Regions from separate parts of the Homo sapiens genome. Here region 2 is linked to region 1. A link is an interaction called in ENCODE POLR2A ChIA-PET data of the cell type or tissue named here. Cell type or tissue: GM12878. All regions are shown on one strand. Region 1 overlaps MBNL1 (muscleblind like splicing regulator 1). Region 2 has its middle 20 kb from the start of LINC02917.

The links. ChIA-PET counts read pairs that join two places held together with the same protein. Peaks named below come from ENCODE experiments on the same cell type or tissue, not always from the same donor. Only the 100,000 strongest peaks of a DNase experiment are listed, where the experiment ranks them.
Region 2: POLR2A ChIA-PET joins it to region 1 with 9 read pairs; 8 of 35 experiments call an interaction of 5 or more read pairs at or near these places.

What each region holds. Positions count from the first base shown.
Region 1 is chr3:152,283,254-152,287,253 of GRCh38, reverse strand. All of the region lies in intron 1 of MBNL1 (muscleblind like splicing regulator 1), which reads right to left. Among named protein-coding and RNA genes, the nearest start is that of MBNL1-AS1, 16 kb to the right of the region's middle. In GM12878, no CTCF peak of the experiment used is centred here; no DNase peak of the experiment used is centred here; H3K4me3 peaks cover 622 bases; H3K27ac peaks cover 1,156 bases.
Region 2 is chr3:152,223,053-152,227,052 of GRCh38, reverse strand. No RefSeq gene overlaps it. Among named protein-coding and RNA genes, the nearest start is that of LINC02917, 20 kb to the right of the region's middle. In GM12878, no CTCF peak of the experiment used is centred here; no DNase peak of the experiment used is centred here.

The DNA.
Region 1 (4,000 bases):
AAGATACTACACCATATACAACCATTTTTTTTTTTTTTTGAGACGGAGTCTCACACTGTCACCCACGCTGGAGTGCAGTGGTGTGATCTCGGCTCACTGCAAGCTCCACCTGGGTTCATGCCATTCTCCTGCCTCAGCCTCCTGAGTAGCTGGGACTACAGGCACCCACCACCACACCCGGCTACTTTTTGTATTTTCAGTAGAGACGGGGTTTCACCATGTTAGCCAGGATGGTCTCAATCTCCTGACCTCGTGAGCCACCCGCCTCGGCCTCCCAAAGTGCTGGGATTACAGGCATGAGCCACCACGCCCGGCCACCATATACAACTATTAATCATGCCTCAAACCATTTATGTTTTAGTTCTGCCCAGCAGTTCACTACAACTTAGCATGCAAAAGCTACTTCACTGGTAAAAAAATCCCTCACAACATTTAAAGGAATACATTGGACAAATTAAAAGAGCAATCATGTAGCAATCTCAAAACTTTCCATACTTTCCTATCTAATGTCTAATGAACTATCATATAAAATCACACACAAATAAAATGCTTTACAGATTGTGATATTTAGGTTCCTTATTTATTGCTTATAATAAGAACAATTTATAACAATAAAATTATTTTGCAAAAAAGATAAACAAGGAACCTATTCAACCTATAAAATATAATTAAATATTTATATTATAAATAAAATATAAATATTTATATTATAAATAAAATATATTTATATTATAAATAAAATATAAATATTTATATTATAAATAAAATATATTTATATTATAAATAAAATATATTTATATTATAAATAAAATATAAATATTTATATTATAAATAAAATATAAATATTTATATTATAAATAAAATATAATTAAATATTTATATTATAAATAAAATATAAATATTTATATTATAAATAAAATATAATTAAATATTTGTATTATAAATAAAATATAATTAAATATTTGTATTATAAATAAAATATAAAATAAGGATTAATGTGTGTATGTGTGTGCCCCCAAAGAATAAGGAAAAACATTTACATTGGATTTAGTCAAATCGTTTTCTTCATATACAACAAAAACCTAGTCCTTGGAATTTAAATTAAAGTAAAACCTCTGTGTTAAAGTTAATGGGGGAAAAAGAACCACTTTTATCCTGGATAAAACTAAAAATGTATGCTCCTTCATTACATAATGCCCCTTAAAAAGATTAATTTTTGAAAAGTTGGCTTGTGCTACATTCTATACATGTACTGAGCTTTCTTTCTGGCTTATACATAAAATCTGCAAGGTGTTCATTTGGTTCTTTAATTAAAAAAAAAAAAGTTTCAGGATGGACACAGTGGCTCATACCTATAATCGCAGCACTTTGAGAGACCAAGGCGGGAGTACTGCTTGAGCCCAAGAGTTCGAGACCAGCCTGAACAACACAGTGAGACCTCCGTCTCTACAGAAAATACAAAAATTAGCCAGGCATGGTGGTGCATGCCTGCAGTACAAGCTACTTGGAAGGCTGAGGCAGGAGGATTGTTTGAGCCCGGGAGGCCACAGTAAGATGAGATCATGCCACTGCACTCCAGCCTGGGCAACAGAGGGAGACCCTGTCTCAAAAAAAAAAAAAAAAATTGAAAAAAAAAAAGTTTCCACTGAAGAAGCCAAGCATAGAAATTTACTTTCCCAACAACTTATACATTCTATTATTCAAAAATAGCAAATAATATTTTATATGTTGACATACAATTTATTTTCATCCTAATTACTATTTGTTCCTCACAACTCTAAGAGATGGTTGGTTATATTATTTTGCTCATTTGTGAACAAATAAATTGAGGCGAGGCTTGCATGGTTAAGTGACTGACCCATTAAAATCCCTATGCTAAATAAATGGAAGAACCAGAACTCCAAATCAGCTCTTCTGATTTCAAATGTAAAACTTCATTCACGATACACGATACATGCTAGCAATTTAATACCAAACTTGGTAGAAATGACAATGACTACTAATATATACAACAGAAGCCAAAAGAAGGGAGAGAGATAGGGGGTGAGTGGGATTTATTGGAGGTACCACTACTGCATTGCTTGTGGTTAGCTCAGAGTGAGGTGTGTGTAAGTGAAGGAGAAACCCCTGAATATTGATTCTAGAGAAGATAAGATGGTCTCTTTTACAGAGCTGAGAACGGATGCTATTGCTCTTTTATGTCCATGGGGTAGACACTAAACATTAATAATGTATACCTGGAGACAAGAAAATTCTACACTTCAGATACAAATGTCTTCTCAATTAAGATTGTTAATCAATTTTGAATAGATTATGAAGTTCTAGATACTCCGTAGCTGATTTTGAAAGATTAATTGTCAAGGAAGTGGTCTTTGAGCATGATTTTTTTAAATTTATTCATCAGCCCTCCGAGCAACAGGAGCCTACATTTTCTTCAGAGCTTTTCTTAGAGAAGCTTAAAATATGTCTGCAGAAAACTTCCACGTAGGTAAAATGCAATGCCGCTTTAAAAGTATAAAACTGATGTATGCTGACTATGCACACAGTAAGACTGATCTAGATAAACTGCTAAAACAGTATCTGAAGAGCAATGAAGGAGACAGAATACTGTCTGAAACATTTCAAAGCAATATAGTCAGGCCAATTTTTTATCAGGGTGGTGCAAAAGTAATTTCAGTTTTTGCGATCTTTTTTTAAAACTGCAATTACTTTTGCACCAACCTAATTAACAGCTGATAAAACCATTAAAAATCTGTCAGAAAGAAAGCACTGAGGGTTTGAAATGACATAAAGGATTTTTTTCTTTTACATGTACTAAAGCTGTTCTCTATTAATATTGGTTACTTTTTGGCACAGAGAAATCACAAATATTAAGCTGACTTATAAAAAGAAAACCCAAAGTCAAAACAATTAAAAAAAATTATAATCTTGGTTCTGCTGTCTCAAAATATTTCCTTTGAGAAAAATTACAGGAGTGTGTTTCTCTAATTGTGCTTCTTTTTTTAGGTTTTCTTTCTTTGTTCCCTACTATCCTAGGAAAAGAAATGTTTTCCTTCAAGAAATTCAAATACATTCAACAGTAACTTTATTAAATGAATATATTCATTAACAATATATAATACACATAAAATATGTGTATTGATTATATTAACTGTGTATTGACCACCTTTTATATGTAGCCTAGATATAGCGAGAATACTTGGATCCAGCCTTTAAGAATTTGATGTTTAATTAAAGGTATAAAACTAACACACAAATAACTATATATAAAAAAGGAAGCGAGAAGTACACAGTAGAGGTAACAAGAAAGCTTGGTAAGTTAAAGAGAGAGGTCAAGGTTAGTTTCAAAAGGGATAAGAAATGGAAGGTTGGTCTGGAAGGACAAGTTTCATTTGGTTAGAGACAAAAAGGAGTAGAAATCCAAACTGTAGAAATCCAGACAGTAATGGCAGGGATGTGGGAAAGCACTGCATATCAACACTGGAAGAACTGGTCTGTATGGAACACCTGTATGTAATGGGGCTGGCAGAAGATGACCCTGGAACTTTGGGCTGAAGCCAAATCAGTAAGGGCCTTAAAGGCAGGCTAAAGAATTCAGCCTTCACTTTTTTAGTAATTGGAATTCACCCATTCAAGACTTCACCCAAGGGCAGAGTCAGTATATTTAACTAAACACCCAAAGGGCTAAGAATAAGACAGTGTATGGGATCTGAAGAAATCTTATTAAATAAACTCAGGACTTTTTCACTTCCTAAAGCTTCTGCTTCAGTTGCCAGGAAGCTGAGAGATAAATTTAGTGCTCAATTTCATCATAAGTACTTGTTTCATTTCTTTGCCTTCTAATTGATTAAAAACACCACCACCAACAACAACAACAGTCCTATCTGATGTGCACTTTACTTTTGTAAGCTTGATGGGGTATATATCACACGTAAATAAAATTAAAGTAACATTTGTCTTGATACCAGGGAAAGTTGTAGATGCAACACTTAGGTTTCAG
Region 2 (4,000 bases), 60 kb after region 1:
TTATTGGTTTATTTATATTGTTGTTGTTGTTGTTTTTTGAGACAGAGTCTCACTCCATCGCCCAGGCTGGAGTGCAGTGGCACAATCTCGGCTCGCTGCAACCTCTGCCTACTGGGTTCAAATGATCTCCTGCCTCAGCCTCCTGAGTAGCTGGGATTAAGGCATGTGCCACCACGCCAAGCTAATTTTTGTATTTTTACTAGAGACGGAGTTTTGCCATCTTGGCCAGGGTGTTCTCAAACTCCTGACTTCAAGTAATCCACCCGCTTCGGCCTCCCAAAGTGCTGGGATTACAGGCGTGAGCCACTGCACCTGGCTTTATATTGGGTAATTTTATTAACATTATTATATCTCTAAATTTATCATAATTTTCCATTTAAAATTGTTTTGAAATAGAAAAAAAAACTGAAGAAATCAACTTTAGTTGAGATTTTGTTTACTCACATTTTAGTATCTAGTTAAAAATAAAAGCACAACTGACAGAATATGATATACCCTGGTAAAATTTTGGTTATGACATCAATATTAAAAAATTTATCCAGAATATATTTTTTAAAAAGAAAAATAAATACCTTCTTAAAATGAAAATAGTATTTGCTTCCTATTTAAACTCTCATAGATTCTTGAGAACTAATCTGAGGATCTTCCAGCATGATCTCATAGTATATCCAGATGTTTTTGCAAAGCGAGATCATCACAATCCATAGACCTAAGCACCAATTTCGTCTTTTTGTCTTTCTTCAGCTAAAACTTAGTTTTTTCTCCTTTGAAAACATTTGTGATGGTTAATTTTCTGTGTCAACTTGAGTGGGCTAAGGGATGCTCAGATAGCTGGTAAAACATTATTTCAGGGTCTGTCTGTGAGGATGTTTCCAGAAGAGTTTAACATTTAAACACTTCCAACTCCAAAAGGCAGGAGACTGAGCCCAAAGTCCACCACTGCAAAATATATCCAAGTAACAAACGTGCACATGTACCTCCTGAATCTGTACAAATTTAAAAATAAATAAATAAATAAATTCCACTTTGTTGTGCACTAATAGTGTCTTATTTTCCCATCACAGTGAATATTAGACTGGTGATGGCTGTACTTTGACCTAATATAATTTGCATTCCCCATATCACTTAGCACAAAAATATTTATAATTACACACACACACACACACACACACACACACACACACAGAGCATTCACAGGTATTTGTTGAATGAGTGATTCAGTGTATGAACTATTCTACTCTTTAGTAGATGTTCCAGATTTTAGTATCATGTTTCTGCCCATTACTCTCTTTTTCAAATGTTTAAGTTATTAAATTTCAAAATTTACAAAATTTAGCAGTTTTTACTATGAAAGCATTACCCCCTTGTTCATATTAACTGAATATGTTTAACACTGCTTAACTGAACAATAAGGAATAAATATTAATTCTACCGTGTCCACTCATATGCCAAATTCACATCTTTGTCTGATTTACTTGCATCTGTTTTATTTTAGCTTGGTCAAGAAAACAATACAATCTTTAACTGTACTACAAAAGACTAGAAATGTGACTAAATCAATGCATTATCATCTATTGTAAAAGTGTTTTCAAAAGGGGTATTGTTACAAGGAAGTCCTACAACTAACTATAAAGGGGGCGGGAAAGTGTTGGTGCCTCTCTGCACAGTGTTTCACAGCTCTCCAATTCACAGATCTCACGTTGAAGCAAAATTCTTTCTAAGACCCAAACTCTTTCCAGGCAATTTTCCAAATGGTCTAAGACAAACTTACCACTGTTTATGCTGCTAAATGTTTAAAGTTAAAAGTCATGGGTATTTCACTCTGAAATATGTCACAAAAAGGTCTTTGCTGTTTACCTGACTCAATTAGTAACTTTACTTAGGATGATTTTTAGGAATAGATGAGCATTTTTTAAAATGTGGTTTATGTACTTACAAATGTATACAGTAAAACATTATTATTAAACGGTGAGTGTTCTTGAATAAAGGTTTAGGTCAACACCAAAAATCACTTGGGCATTCTTCTTCCTCTAGGGCACACAGCATCTTAATTCTGCACATAAAAATCATTTTTTTTTTCCAGCCTGGGCAACATAGTAAAGCCCCATTTCTACTAAAATAAAAATAAAAAAATTTAACCTAGCTTGGTGGCGTGCGCCTGTAATTCCAGCTACTTGGGAGACTGAGGTGGGAGGATCACTTGAGGCCAGGAGTTTGAGACTGCATTGAGCTTTGATTGTGCTATTGCACTCCGGTTTGGGTGACAGAACAAGACCCTGACTCTAAAAAAATAATCATTTTTTTCCGGTTGAATTGTATTATAGAGATATGAATAATAATTTTAAAACAATGATATAATATAATCTTGGCACCATTGGCACTACATAGAATCTGTGAATTTTCTGATTCAAATGGAACAAAGCTATTAACTTATATGTTCACTAATGCTTCATGATGATTATTACATTAAGATCAATTTTGGTAATAGTTCTATATTTCTCATCTTCAAAGGTAAAAAAAGTGATAATTTCTGCCTAACTAGATCTGCAGCTACATCTTCTTCCTAATTTGGAATGGTAGTAACTGCCTAACTTTGTAGCTACATTTAAAACTGATTTTCAAGGAGTTTTCATACAAAAACTTTCTGTCACATAATCCTGGGTTTCACCGAAAACAGAGTAATAGATAACACCTAGAAGAGAAAGCAACCAACAAGAGAAAATTTTCTCTCTTATCTTATAATTAACTAATTATAATAAAAATCTATATAATATCATACTTTCATTCTCACTGAGATTTGAGTTATTCTTATGGCAGCCTGAATCTGCAGATACCACCACTAATAATTGGAACTGTGAGTGAACAGTTCTAATTCTGTCTCCACCTGATTCTCCATCTCAAATACAAAAGCCTCTTGTCTCAAAAGTGGTTTGATATTCCAGTCAAAAATCTAGATCAAAAAATATTTTAGATTCTCTTGAGAATAGGAAAAGCAATAACCTAAGCAAAAACAATCACTTATTCAGGAATGTTTTAATTTTGTATACATATAAGTACAGTGGTAAGACAGGATCTTGTGTGTTAAAAGCAACTGAAGTGAAACCATAAGCACAATAGGAAGTCATGCTTGAAAACCAGGAGACTTCTGCTTCTGGCCCTGGGGGAGTGACAGAGTGTAGAATTAACTTTCACCCATAAACAACTAGAAAACTGAGTAAATATAGAAAATATTTATTTTTAGAAACTGGATTAGTTCAGCCACAGTGGAAAGCAGTTTGGAGAGTCCTCAAAGAACTTAAAACAGAACTACCTTTCCAACCCAGCAATCCCATTACTGGTTATATACCTAAAGGAATATAAATCGTTTTACCATAAAGACATATGCACATGTATGTTCACTGCAGCACATTTTACAATAGCAAAAACATGGAATCAGTCTAGATGGCCATCAATGGTATACTGGATAAAGAAAATGCAGTACAGGCCGGGCGCGGTGGCTCATGCCTGTAATCCCAGCACTTTGGGAGGCGGAGGCGGGCGGATCACGAGGGCAGGAGATCGAGACCATCCTGGCTAGCACTGCGAAACCCCGTCTCTACTAAAAATACCAAAAAAAATTAGCCAGGCGTGGTGGCGGGCGCCTGTGGTCCCAGCTACTCAGGAGGCTGAGGCAGGAGAATGGCGTGAACCCAGGAGGCGGAGCTTGCAGTGAGCCCAGATCGTGCCACTGCACTCCAGCCTGGGCAACAGAGCGAGACTCCATCTCAAAAAAAAAAAAAAAAAAAAAAAAAAGAAAAAGAAAAGAAAAGAAAATGCAGTACAATACACCATGGAATACTATGCAGCCATAAAACAGAATCAAATTATGTCCTTTGCAGCAACATGGATGCAGCTGGATGCCATCAACCTAAGTCAATTAATGCAGGGAAAGGGAACAAAATACCGCACGTTCTCACTTGTAAGTTGGAAACTTATAAGAGGGGACCAACAGACACCGGAG